2 separate regions of the Homo sapiens genome follow, and region 1 is linked to region 2. A link is an interaction called in ENCODE POLR2A ChIA-PET data of the cell type or tissue named here. Cell type or tissue: PC-3. All regions are shown on one strand.

Region 1 (2,500 bases), 200 kb before region 2:
AATACTATTGTTCTCAAAACCTCAAAGATAGATACTATCTGGGGTAGAGGGGGGAACGCTCTCTTTAAAGAAGAGTATGTCCAAGAAGAAAGACAAAGAAAAATCAATTAAATGACTATAATGGAGTTTACTTAGAGGGCTCTCAACATTTTACAGACCTGGTTCTAGAAGCTAGAATCTTCTGATTAAAGAGTTTATAACAGATACAATCTAGACTTGGCTATATTAGTTTCTGACTTTTCTGCTGCCTTCACTGATGCCTCGTAACGTTTAAACCATGATGCTTTTTACACCTAGAACTCCTTTGAGGGGGGTAAAAAAAAAAAAAGACATCACAAACCCTTAGTCATCTTTCCCTACAATTTGGTTCTATAGTTCAGATTCCTCTGACTTGACACCAAATGAGACAAACTTACCCAGGCTAGAAGATATGAGAAAAGTTCTCTCATCAACTCTTGCTATATGATTTGCTCTTAGGCAAATCTAACCCGTGCCAGAATTTAGAAGCTGACCAACAGCTTATTTCCTCTGTACTACTGTTTAACAATATTAGGGTTTTTCAAAAAAAAAATTAGCAAAGCTGTAGTCACTTGATTAGCTGCAGGTCAGATAGACACACCCAGAACAGGTCATCCTATAGGAAATCTCCTCTATATAGAAATATCTGTATAAAAATAGAATTGACTGACTTAGGTATTTTGCTAAAGTTTAAACAATGCAAAAATATATGCTCAATGAATAAATGACTAATCAAAAAGGTGCTCCTGAGCATCTAGTCTTAGCTCAAGGTGGCCCCAAGGTATTCATAGTCTCCAACAACTATATGTTTGAAGTCAGAGACCTAGGGAACTCTTATTTAGTTAACAATAGTAATAATTAACATTTATTGAGCCATTACTTCATGCCAGGAACTGTGCTAAAGACTCTGCATTTTTTATCCATATTTTACAGATGTGGAAAATTAGCATCGAAGTTACTATTCAAGGTTGCACAGATCTTAAGTGACCAAGTCAGGAGTCAGACCACACACCTGCTTTACTCCACAGCTTATGTGCTCTCTAGGGCAATTCCAGAATTCAAACAAACACCCTGATGGCCATAACTGTCCACAGAAATACTCAGAATCTTCAAGAGTGCCAAAAAAGCTTATATTTAAGTAGAGAAAAACTTTACATTTAGGTTGACTTACATTTGGAATAAATCTAATTCTAAAAATTCAATCATCCAGTATATAATTTACAGTGAAAATTTCCTAATGGTAGCTTAGAAGTTGCTGAAGTTTATGCATAAAGAATTAAGGGATAAAGATATTTAGAAGAGCTTAGTCCCATATAATGTATTCAGACCAGAGCCATTTCTGAAATGAGTAAGGTTCCAAGATCTCAGTATTACTGGGCAGAGACTTCCACTATCAGATCTATTTCTATGCTTGAGCCCAGAAGTTTAGAGATTGCAGTGAGCTATGATAGCGCCACTGTACTCCAGCCTGGGAGACCTACAGCAAAACCCTGTCGCCAAAAAAAAAAAAAAAAAAAAAAAAAAAAAAAAAATCTACTTCTTTAACTCTACCACTTGAACAAAGAATTCAAGGATCCTCTCCTTTGTGAGACCTTTCCTGACCCTCTAGACACAATTCATTACTCCTTTCTGTGTGCTACTACTGACTTTTACACCTACTTCAGTTGTACTTAACACACTAAGCAAAATTGAGTTTCACACAGCTCAAAACATTTCACACATTAACAGACTGACATCCTCACACTAACTTCAGAACATCAAATTCAATCTTTTAGATATCACCTTATTAACAATGATTTTGAGTTACTGCATGAAGCTTTGTCATTGCACAATGCTAGGAAATTGGAAGAAGAGGTATGAAGCCAGGCCTCCCTGAAGTTTAGGGGGACATGACACTATCCTGATCTATGATGAAAAAATAATAATTCTTCCTACCCCATCCTCCAGTCCTGCTCTGGACAAACCACTAGTCACATATACTTGGCAGCTGGGAGAGGGAAAAAGATGAGAGTGAAGGAGTAATTGGAGTTGTAGTTCTAATATCCTATAGTGTAGGTGCTCTCTTATCTCATCTCTTACCCTTGACTTATCACCAAGTCTCTGATTTCTCTCTTGGGACTGTGCAGGCCTACAAGTATTGCTGGGTTCTAAGCAGAAATCCTAGGTGATCAAACAACTAAAAGGCACCCATTAAGCACCAAGCTCTTACTACCACAGCAGGGTGAGAAAGACCCTTTCCCTCTCAACTTCCTATACCTACAATCCCAGTAGCAGGCCTCAAATTCCAGAGGTTGCCACCTCACCCCCTACAAGGAGGTTGGGCCCAAGACTGATTTCCTCAGCCCCAAATATGCCTAGAAATCCCATCCTTACACTTTTTGCCCCCCAAGACAAGGTCTCACTCTGTTGCGGAGGCTGGATTGCAGTGGCTCTACCATATAGAGCCTGAGCTCTATATGGTAGAGCTCAGCCTCACTGCAGC
Region 2 (2,500 bases):
AGTCTGAAATAGCATTCTTTGTCATTTGTTCTTTCAAGAAAAAAGAAAAAAAGATGCTCCATGAAAAAAAGTGGTTTGTTCAACTCACAACTCAAATAATCGCCTAAGTGTTTTTCCTAGAGATAACTATCATAGTTTGGAACACAGCAAAAGTACTTTATGCATACTTCTCATTTTGTTACACAGTGGCTCAGTCTGTTGTGTGTTTCCATAACAGAATATCACTGACTGGGTAATTTATAAAGAAAAGAAATGTATTTTTTACAGTTCTGGAGGCTGAGAAGTTAAGGGGCCCGCCTCTGGGGAGGGCCTCCTTGTTCTGTCATCCCATGGCAGAAGGCAGAAGGGCGAGAGAGCTGCATGTGCAAGAGGAGAAAGGAGGCCGAGTTCCTCCTTTTTATCAGCAACACACTCCTGCGATAATGACATTAATCCGTTGATGAGGGCAGAGCCCTCATGACCATAATCACCTCTGAAAAGTCCCACTTCTCAACACTGTTGCAATGGGGATTAAGTTTCCAACACAAGAACTTTAGGGGACATACTGAAACCATAGCACACAGATTATTTTGAAAATTGTCAATATTTAATAGAATTAATTTTGACTGCTTCACCAAAGACACTCTCTCTCTTTTTTTTTTTTTTTTTTTTTTTTAAGTAGAGGCAGGGTCTCAGACTCCTGGCCTCAAATGATCCTCTGGCCTCGGCTGAGGCCTCCCGAAGTGCTGGGATGATGGGGTGAGCCAAGGCACCCAGCCTAAGGGCATTTGTTTAAGTGAATTTGGCATTCGTTTTTCCTGCAAGTGTGTGACAGTGATGACTAGCACAGTTGGATGCTTAGGCTTTGGTTCATGCTAAAATGCCAGTAGTTTTACCCACCATCAGTGCAAATTGTCGACACAGTGAAAAAGGCAGAAAACATCATATGATTATTATGAAAGTAGTTTTGATTTCAGGAATACCTCAGAAGAATGGCAGGAACCCTCAGGGGTCTATGGATCACACTTCGAGAACAGCTGGTGTAGTGGATGCAACAAATGACTCAAAGTCAGAGACTTACCCCAGCTTTGCCTCAGGCTGGCTCTGTCTTGTGCGAGTCATTTTACCCAAGTGTCTTGGTATTCTTATTTTTGACATAAACTGGTTGGATTAAATGATCTCTATCGCCTCATTGTCACCTAAGGAACACTGTGGAGCACGGAACAGTCTTTATCGTTGACTTCTTAGCATCATTATTTTTCCTGTTTTTCTCTAATATGGCTTGCTCTGTTGTATTGTCAGGATAAATAAGCACGTATTCTCTTCTTATCCCTTTACAAAAGGGAGGGCAACTGGCTCTCCTGTAGAGCAGGAGCTCTATTGTAGAGAATGAGCTGAATGATCCACCTCTACTGCTTAGGGAGAAGATTTGACATCCGTGTATGCTATTTGAACACTGTGCCTTTGGTCCCAAATTGTTCCCGGAGTGGGGGCATTTTCAGTTAATGTAGGGGGGGGAGGGGGGCTCTTTAATGAAATTCAGCCAGGAAAATAGGGGCCAAGCTATAATAATAAGAGAAATGTGCATTTTTCATGAAAAATAAAGAAGACCAGACTGGAGGGTTTTCTGAAGAAATCTACATTATTTGGTGGTGGTGATGTATATTTGCCTTCAGATGGAAAGAAGCCAGCGTTCTCCTACTTCTCCTTTAGCCCTGTTTATGTGTCAGAATTTACCTCTTGCCTCTACAGAGCCAGCAAAAGCCTAAGCTAAGGGAAAATGCAGTGATCCCAGCTGATGCCTGAAGAGACAGAATTTGTGAGGCTCAAGAAGGGACAGGCCGGGCGCAGTGGCTCACGCCTGTAATCCCAGCACTTTGGGAGGCCAAGGCGGGCGGATCATGAGGTCAGGAGATCGAGACCATCCTGGCTAACACGGTGAAACCCCGTCTCTACTAAAAATACAAAAAATTAGCCGGGCCTGGTGGCGGGCGCCTGTAGTTCCAGCTACTCAGGAGGCTGAGGCAAGAGAATGGCGTGAACCTGGGAGGCGGAGCTTGCACTGAGCCGAGATCGTGCCACTGCACTCCAGCCTGGGCGACAGAGCAAGACTCCATCTCAAATAAATAAATAAATAAATAAATAAATAAAAGAAGGGACTGCAGGGCTGGGACTGCATTATCCTAAGAGAAGTGGTATGCCTGGGGCACCTGACGAGGGCCACATGTAAGACAGGATTGTAGAGAAAAGGAGAACATTCACATAAGACAGCACACAAAAGGCAGCACAGAAACATATCGTCGCCTTTGTGAATTTTATAAAAACCAAAATGTAGCTAACCAAGGTATGTCTTGTTTCCTCCACCTTTGTAAAGCTTTAGAATAAGTACTTGAACACTTCAACAGAAGAGTGGCATTTGGTCTGGAGAAGAGAGGTGGGTCAATATGGCAGAAGCTCTTGAAGCGAACCTCCACCTAACCAAATCATCCGGGTAGCAGATGCTCCCTGTTGCCTCTATAGA

The links. ChIA-PET counts read pairs that join two places held together with the same protein. Peaks named below come from ENCODE experiments on the same cell type or tissue, not always from the same donor. Only the 100,000 strongest peaks of a DNase experiment are listed, where the experiment ranks them.
Region 1: POLR2A ChIA-PET joins it to region 2 with 8 read pairs; 3 of 35 experiments call an interaction of 5 or more read pairs at or near these places.

Annotation. Positions count from the first base shown.
Region 1 is chr14:65,475,688-65,478,187 of GRCh38, reverse strand. The region is part of intron 2 of FUT8 (fucosyltransferase 8); the gene reads right to left. Among named protein-coding and RNA genes, the nearest start is that of MIR625, 5.8 kb to the right of the region's middle. In PC-3, no CTCF peak of the experiment used is centred here; no DNase peak of the experiment used is centred here.
Region 2 is chr14:65,275,658-65,278,157 of GRCh38, reverse strand. No RefSeq gene overlaps it. Among named protein-coding and RNA genes, the nearest start is that of LINC02324, 55 kb to the right of the region's middle. In PC-3, no CTCF peak of the experiment used is centred here; a DNase peak (open chromatin) is centred at 1,057; H3K27ac peaks cover 1,301 bases.